2 separate regions of the Homo sapiens genome follow, and region 2 is linked to region 1. Evidence: chromatin loops called from intact Hi-C (ENCODE). Cell type or tissue: CD14-positive monocyte. All regions are shown on one strand. Links, peaks and the distances in the headings refer to the core of each region. The heading gives the core; the rest is flanking DNA. Region 1 overlaps LINC01811 (long intergenic non-protein coding RNA 1811). Region 2 overlaps LINC01811 (long intergenic non-protein coding RNA 1811).

Evidence for each region. Hi-C counts contacts between places; a loop is a spot of excess contacts. Peaks named below come from ENCODE experiments on the same cell type or tissue, not always from the same donor. Only the 100,000 strongest peaks of a DNase experiment are listed, where the experiment ranks them.
Region 2: it touches region 1 in a loop (3-fold over the local background); 1 of 110 quality-filtered maps calls a loop at or near these places.

Annotation. Positions count from the first base shown.
Region 1 is chr3:34,262,857-34,267,254 of GRCh38, reverse strand. The region is part of intron 2 of LINC01811 (long intergenic non-protein coding RNA 1811); the gene reads right to left. Among named protein-coding and RNA genes, the nearest start is that of LINC01811, 110 kb to the right of the region's middle. In CD14-positive monocyte, for the core only: no CTCF peak of the experiment used is centred there; a DNase peak (open chromatin) is centred at 2,424; H3K4me3 peaks cover 1,214 bases; H3K27ac peaks cover 2,537 bases.
Region 2 is chr3:34,359,878-34,364,275 of GRCh38, reverse strand. It overlaps LINC01811 (long intergenic non-protein coding RNA 1811), which reads right to left. Exons shown (of 9, transcript NR_183686.1): 5 at 3,915-4,005; 6 at 3,255-3,471. Among named protein-coding and RNA genes, the nearest start is that of LINC01811, 200 kb to the right of the region's middle. RefSeq lists enhancers at 2,174-2,343, 2,354-2,423. In CD14-positive monocyte, for the core only: no CTCF peak of the experiment used is centred there; DNase peaks (open chromatin) are centred at 2,175 and 3,355; H3K4me3 peaks cover 662 bases; H3K27ac peaks cover 2,568 bases.

The DNA.
Region 1 (4,398 bases), core at 202-4,201:
GAACAAGTTTTATGGTAACTTGTGTAAATTTTGAGAAATGGAACATCTTGGGTAAAAGTTTAATCTTTTTATTTCCTCTGGTGTACTCCAATATAATTAACTTCATGTCAATAAATGCTATACTTTTATAGCATACAAAATCTGGACTGTTATATTTTGATGCTCTTGGCACTCCATATGGAGGCGGTCTTCAAAGAAGATGCTAACATCTGATTTCAAGTGGGAAGGAAGAAATTAATAGTATATTTCCAGAAGCAAGAAAAAGTGAAAACTGAACTCAGAAGAGGTAGTCTCCAAGCCTGGAAGTCTTGGCCTCATCACCACATGCTCCATATCCCCCCTTCCTTGAATGCCTACCAGCTCCTTAGCTGCTGTGTGATCACAGCAGACTGAATGGTGACCTGAGGAAGAGTGATTCTACAGCAGCAAATGCCTTATGAAAGAAATGCTGAGCACACAAGGGCTATTTATAGAAAAATACTGGGGTTTATTTGCAGTATCTTGGTTGTAACAACACAAAATCGTATTGCAGAATAAGCCAAATCAAAAGACTGGACACATTTTGTTTTTGTGTTTGAATCTAGATTTCGAGCATCTAGGATGATTAAAGTACCTATAAAATTCCAGCCATATTATAGCATTGTTAGATCATATTTATGTCCTTTTCTTGGTCAGATTCCTGAGGAAAATGAATTCCAAGAGAGTCAGAGTACCTCAAAGAAGACATAGAAAAGAGATGAGACTTTACTGGCAGGGAAAAAAAAAAAGCATCAAGTGCTTGGTTGGGAGAAAGGAGGGAAGAAGGGAGGATGTTTAATAAATGGAGAAAGAAGTGCTCAAGACCAGGGCTGAGGCCCTGGAAAATGATACCCACCTTTCTCTCAGTACTTTATAAGCTTATAAAGCACTTTCACTGCAATAATTTTATCTTTGTTTTCTGGGACACACAAGAGAGGGTATATTATCTCCATTTTATGGGAAAATAAGACAGAGATTTTAAAGAAACATGCCAAGGGTTTCATAGCTGGCAGTTGAGGGAAGTCCCAGGACTCCAAAATCCCAGCTTTGTGTTCAGTTTTGTGCTATTGAAAGACTGCAGTCCTTCATAATTTTGTACAGGCTACAATCATTCAAGCAGGCCAATCAGCCTTCAGTCTTATTGATGTTATTCTCTGCTAAAGGATAAACCAATGATCTGTTTGGTTCAGTCCATCTAATTGAAAGTTGACTTTGCATAGATGGGGAGGCAGGGAGACAGTAATTTGAACTTCCAGCTAAAATGTTATGCTACATTTAAAATTGCTTTCTAATCACACTGTGTTGATTACCTCAAAGTAATGTCTACAAACTAATGAGACTCAGTGTAACATGAAATTCATAACCATTGATGTGGTAGTCAATGTGTCGTTTGTATATGCACATAATAGAAGGACACCTGGATTACCTTATCACCATCTGCCACACTGCTTTGGTTATGGTGTGTGTGAGAATGTTGATGATGGTGTACAGGTGAGAATGTGTTTGTGTATCTGTATAGATCTGTGTGAGTGTGTGAGGGGTGTTTCAATGTGCTACGAGGAAATCAATTTTGAATGTAGGACTGCCCTTCTCTAAAATGAAAAGGTGATACAAGAAAACAAAATAAGCATATAGCTTTGCTCAAATTCCCTGGAAGCAGAGTCTGACATAGGGATGCAGATGCATGAGATTTATGGAGGGGGTGATCTCAAGATGGGTATGGGAAGGAGCTGAGCAAGGCTGTGGTCTCAGCTGGAGATGAGCTTCAGGCTTATCCTACTAGGAGCTCTGGAGCATTAATTGCCTCAGCGTCCCACCTTGAAGCAAGAGGACAAGCTTTCTTTACCCCCATATCAGTCAGTCACTGGCTGTGGGCTCTGGGAAGTAGGAAGAGGGCATAACATCTTGGGCCAGGCACAGACAGCTCTTGCTTGACTGAGGGCCAATTTTCCGGAGAAGAGGGAGCCATAAGCCAGTAGCAGCCAATACTCACAGCAGGTGAGAAAAGACCCCAGTTCTCCCAAATTCCAGCTCTGTGCTCAGTTTTGTGCTCTTGAAAGACTGCAGTCCTTTTTACTGGGCACTGGCCCAGTAAAGGTGATCTGGCCAGAGCATTAATAGCATCCACTATGTATTGCATTTGTTTTTATTTTTTGAAAAGCAAACTCATCCAGAGAACAGTTTGTGTGTTCTGCATTTTTTGATCAGCAGCTATTACCCCAGGGGTTAGAAACCATTTTGATTATGAACCAGTATCAAGGCTACACAGGTTATATAGTCCACTGGTAGCTTCATGCTTTAGTAAAAATGGTCTGGGACAAAAGCTGGTGAAATCTGAGTATGATCTGTAGTCTAGTTAATTATATTGCGCCAATGTCTATTTCCTGATTTTGATAGTTTTGTAAGATGTTTCCACAGGGAGAAGCTGGGTGATGCAAAGACAGGAAGTCTTTGCACTATTTTTACAACTTCTTGTGAGTCTATAATTATTTCAAAATAAAAAGTTTTTTAAAAGTATAAAATCTTTTGAGTCTCGGTTTCAGCAGCAATGAGCTGAGCAATCCGTTAGAGTTTAGATAGAATACTTTGAGGAGAGCTATCATGATTTACTGGTCTCCATATTTTCTGTTCTGTCACAGGGCCTGGGCCATAAAAAAATATATATTATGAAAGAATAAATCACTCAGTGATTCAATTAATAAGTGAGTGAATAAATAGTTGACCTTCAACAGATTACTTAAGCTCCCTGAGCTTCAGCTTCTATATCTGTCTACGGGGTAATTGCAAGGATCAGATGTATTCACATACAAACAACGCTCTGTGCAATACAAAGTTGTTTTTGGTCAGGCACAGTGGCTCACACTTGTAATCCCAGCACTTCAGGGGGCTGAGGTGGGAGGATCACTTGAGGCCAGGAGTTCAAAACCAGTCTGAGCAACAAGCAAGACTCCGTCTCTATAAAAAATTTTTAAAAATTAGCCATGTGTGGTGGCACACACCTGTAGCCCCAGCTACTCAAGAGGCTAAGGTGAAAGGATCACATAAGCCCAAGAGTTTGAGGCTGCAGTGAGCTGTGATCATGCCACTGCCCTCCAGTCAGGGCAACAGAGTGACACCCTATCTCAAAAATAAATAAATGAATAAATAAGGAATTTGTTCTTTTTTGAGATGGAATCTCGCTCTGTTGCAACCTCTGCCTCCCCAGTTCAAGCGATTCTCCTGCCTCAGCCTCCTGAATAGCTGGGATTACAGACGCGCACTACCATGCCCGGCTGATTTTTGTATTTTTAGTAGAGATGGCGTTTCACCATGTTGGCTAGGCTGGTCTCGAACTCCTGACCTCAAGTGATCCGCCCACCTTGGCCTCCCAAAGTGCTGGGATTATAGGCGTGAGCCACCGTGCCCAGTCAATAAGTTGTTCTTTATATGATCAAAGAACAGGACAGGCTGGCAGGCTTAGAATCACCTGGGAAGAAGCTTAGAAATCCAGACTCTCAGGTCTAATTCAGAATATCTGGGATGAGGCCCCTGAATCTATAGTTTTAATTAGCTTATCCAAGTGACTGGTGATGCAGCCAAGCTTGGGATCTATTTATGGAGAAGAACCTAGTATGCTATTAAACTGCTAAGCTAGAGGGAAGCAAAGGAAAAAGGAGGAGAAAGAGAGAAGGAAAGAACTAGAAGGTGATGAGAGATGAGGTGACAGCTGCCAGCATCCTCTCCAGCCTTCCTGGTACAGATTGCTGCCAGGTCTGTAGCAGGCATGGAATTCACAAAGAGAACTGGTGAAGCAATTTGCAGCCCAGTTGTCTAGGAGCCCAGTAATTAAAGGATGTCGTGGACCCCTTTCACCGACCCCCGAACTTACCCAATATAAAGTGACTTAGATTTTGATTCCAGAAGAAGTTTTAAAAATATCAGGCAGTGCTGTTTCTATATATAAAAAGTCTGTCGTTAAGGAAACATGTCTCAAATAAAGCTCCTTTTAACAAAATAAAAGTCCTCTGCATTCACCAGCAACATTTCATAAAAAGAGAAGGAAACAAGCTGTGAGAAAGATGATAGCTCTGGGGGAAAAATAAAATGTGCATAACCTTTGTACCCAGATTAGCATGCCACTGCCACATTTCTAGAATCACCAAGCAAGTTTTTCCCTCCTTCTACCAGGCTCAAAATCAGAATTTCTTGTTTGCATCATAAAAAAGTGGGGATTAGCCTTTGAAAATGACATTTTCCTTATTTTATGTATTATAGGCACCTGGTAAATGGTCTTCACTAGCTGTCAGGGTCTTCTGGAATATGGATGTGTATATCTGTGTCTCTGTGTGTGTGTTTGTCTGCATCTGTGTGTCTGTGTGTGTGTGCCAAAGAATGGTTCTT
Region 2 (4,398 bases), core at 66-4,065, 97 kb before region 1:
GCAGCACAGGCTCCTCTTAGGCACTGTATTAGTTTTCCAATGCTGTGTAACAAAGTATCACAAACTTAGTGCTTTAAAATGCCATTCATTTACTAGCTTACATTTCTGCAGGTCAGAAGTCCAGGCACAGCATAACTCAGTTTTCTGTTCAGGGCCTTAAGGAGCTATAATCAAGGTACCAGCTGAGCTGCATTCCTTTCCAGAGGCCCCAGGGAAGAATCTGCTCCCAAGCTCATTCAGGTTGTTGGCCAAATTCAGTTACTTGCTGCTCTAGAATGAAAGTCCTTGTTTCCTTGCTAGCTATCAGCTGGGGCTGCTCTTAGCTCCTAAATGCCACCCACATTACTTACCACATGGCCTCATCCATCTTAAAAACCAGCAACAGAAAATCCCTCTCACACTTCAAATATATGACTTCCTCTGTCTCTGACCTCTAGGCCCAGATTTAAAGGGTTTGTGTGATTAGATGCAGCTAACTTGAATATTCTCCCTTTTGTTTAACTCAAAGTCAAGTGATTGCAAAAGTAACCTATACTTAAGTACAAAGTCAACTAAAGAATTAACATTAGTTGCATGTGCAGATCTTTTTTTCCCATGTAGTGTAACAATCACAGAAGTCATATCTCATCATAGTCTAAGATTCCACTCACTTTCAAGGGGAGGGAATTATACAAAGGTAAAGTTTATTTATGGTCATTTTGGGATTCTGCCTACCATAGACCATTTTTTAAAACTAGAGAGGTAAGTGGGCCCCAGCAGGTAGGAGATAAAAGTGGATAACAGCTAGGGATCCTCCTTGGAGGTTAAGGATTTTGCAAAAAAGGATCTAAGCAAAAGGAATTCCCAAATAGCTCATGAAAGTGTCCTTTGAGAGAGAAATACAAGGGGGCTCTAAACTCTGCCAGACCTCAAAAGCAAGGAGCCAGAGAAGGAGAACACCAGTTGTCAGATGCATAAGAACTTTCTTGTATCCTCTTTTGCCCTCCACGCTCTATAAATTTTCACCCTGGCAAGGGCAAAACCTCTGCTAGCCAACAAGGGAAAGGAGTAAATGCTGGGACAAGAAAGAAATGTCACGTCATCACACTCTCTTCCCTGAAGGCAGGTGGCCATGAAATGTAGGTCTTCCCCAGGCAGGGGAAGTCTTATATTTGAATGAAGATTAAAGTCATGATTAACGTCTGGGCTGGACTTGTTGTTCCAGAATTACTAGTGTGTTTTATTGTTCATTTCGTATTCCTTTATTTAAAGTAGACACAGGTTTTCTGAGAGTGAACAGAAAAGCCATGGAGACTCCTGAGCTTTTGTATAACGGCATAGAAAAGCCCTTCTCCAATAAAAAAAAAAAAAAAAGTTCAAAAGAACAGTATAAGACGAGGAGGAGGAGGCAGAAAAACTGCTGCACCTTGATTATACCCCAAGCATTATGGTTATTCCACATACTAATTACATACATGTGAGACAACTGAGACGATTAAAAAGTGAATTGACTTGCCCAAGATACACAACCAGTGAGCTAATGAGTGACTGAGCTGGGATTGGAAATCGAGTCTTCCTAACTCTATAATGTATTCCTTTATTATCATGCCAAGTAGGAATTTTGACAGCAGGCACATTATGAATCTGAAGGACAGAAAGCCACAGAGGAGCTGCACAGAGATACGAGCCCACGCCCACTATGAGTAGGTATTTACCATCTCTTTTGTCTCCACCTGGCTTCTTTTCAAGCTGCAGAATCCAACATGATCTTCACTGTAGTGTCTCAGTACCTTTAAGAAGCCTTAATTAACTGTTCTTCCTAGATGAAACTCCAGACATTCAGACTTTCTAAAAACAGGAGGTAAGGACTCTGTTCTGAGAATAATCTAGTACCTCCCGGATAATCAATCAGTGTGATCTATTCATGACCACAGAATTTAGTTCACTTGAGATAATTCTTTCTCAGTCTTAGTGGGAAGAAAAATATGCAACAGTCTCAAATTTTTGTCTTCCAACCAGAATAACAGTAGAAGTTTTCTGGGGTGACCATACCCCAGTGTAGTGAGAGAGGAAGGAGCGCTCTCACTGAAAGAGAAAGTGCACTCAATGTGGTTTGTGTCTTCTCTTGTCAAAGCAGCAAATTGCTTCAAAAGAGGAAACAATGACAGAGAACAAAAATCACATGTACCAGCTCATGCCAGCAGGAACTGAGGAGCTGGGACACGCATAGGACACCGGGCAGTTAAACGAGGCTCAATAAGGAAACTGAGAAATGAGGTCACAGAGCACAGTAGAGTAGAAACAACAAGGACAGAGAGCTAGACAGCCTGTGATGTGTGCAAATGTGGGATTCTAGACATGCTTAACCAGCCCGTGTGAATCTCTTTCCCTCATCTGATAAACAGGCATGCAGCTCCCTAGAATTGCTCTAGAGGATGAAATGAAATAACATTTATACAACTGGTACTTAGTTGACTTGACTCTTGGTTCTTGCCACAACCAATACTATATGTTTTGGCCATTGACCTAGGAAATTGAAATTTTTAGAGAAGTCTTCGAGATTTATATAAATAATATAGTTCAAATCAGTTATGATATTTGTAATCAATATGGACGTCCACACAGCCTGTGCTCCTCCATTCACCAATTCCTTAGTTCTATCTGGTAGAGTCCATCACAAACATTTGTCATGAGGCTGGTGGTCAGAGCAGACTCTCAGAGGGAAGATGGACCTGACTATTCCCTCCCTTTTCAGAATCAGAGATGGAGTGAATGAAGAAACATAAAGCAGGAATAACTGTATTCTAACCTTGAACATGAAATCTGAGTGCTCTGCTAATATATTTCCACAGCACAAAAGAAGGGAAAAGAGAACTATAGCAGAAAACACAAGGTACAAACAGGCAGCCAATCTTCAGTGGCTGACTTTGCAACCCACCCGAGCTGATAAAGCTGCAGCCACGTAGGAATTCTCTTATCTGATTGTCAGCCAAGATGAGAATGTGGCACTGGGCCTTGAAAACTTTAGCTGTGCAAGAACTTGAAATGCCCTTACTTGAAATTTCATGAGAAATGTCTTCACTTGCCTTTCTTAGTTATTGTACTTTTGCTTGGTGTTAAGAATGCCTAGATAACTAGTCAACATCCTCATCCACAAGGAACTCACAAATAACAGGAAAAACAGATATCATATTAATCAAGGTAATTAATGCCATCTGCCCAACATACCCAACATTTTAGTGGCTTAATACATTACAAGTTTATTTCTTGCTTACATCATGTCCAAGTGTGGGTTGAGTGGCCTTCCTTCATCCTGTAGTTACACAATCTGAGGCATAAGACCTTCAAGATCAAAAAGGATGGCTGGTAGATGGCAGGAGGATCACGTGGGATGATTTCAAAAGTCGAGCTCGCAATTGGTACACATCACTTCTGCCCATACCTCACTGGCTAGAACTCAGTCATACGGAGCCGACCTAATGGCAAAGGGGTCTGGGAAATATAGAGGAACACACAACACACTGTTGCTGAGTCTTAACAGTTTCTGCCATGGAAAAACAAATTTATAATGGCAATGCAATGAGTTAAGTGCAAATATGGCATAGGTTTGTGATGACACAATGAAGGGAGTAGTAAATTCTGCTTGGGCGGATCTAAAAAGGTTGCATGGGAAAGAAGACACATGATATGAGCCCTAGAAAAAGAACAAGAGCAAGATAATTGTGGGAAAGAAGAGGGGCATTTTAAGGCAGAGGCATGGATGCATGGATTAGTGTGGCAAGTTTAGGAACTGTAAAAAAATGGGATGCCTGGAAAAGAGTGTGGATAAGAAATGCATGGAGTAGAGACTGGAGCTCTGAGTGAGAACTAATCCTGAGGTTAGGAGGAAAATTTCAGAGACACAGTAAATGCATCCTTGAACCTAGGGTTCTTACCAGGCATCAGGAGAAAGTCTGGACTCCAGGTATGATCAGATATGTGAATTGAGTCCTTGCAGACCTTCAGCCAATAAGCAAGTGAAGCCATCTTCACAGGGTTAACAAGAATTATGAACAGAAATATGGTTATAATTAAACATCAATCATGCTGCACTTGGCCCACTTCCTTGCCAAAATCACATAGCACTAGATAGTGACAATTTGCATCCCCATTGCTGCTGTAGACAAGATCTCTGACAGAATTATAAGGCTTTTGTTTAATCATCACTTAAGATGTCTTTGAGATCCCAAATTCCAGTGGAATGGCTGAAGCCAATCAGTTGAAAGACCCCCACAGAGGAATCAAATCAGAATAAAAATATAGTTTCTTCATCTCCCTGTCCCATGACTTTACCCTGCGCTCTTCAACCAGTCAACATTCTCTACAATTCAGTCCACTCCAAAATCCTTAAAAAACCCTAACCTCAGGGAGAGGGATTTG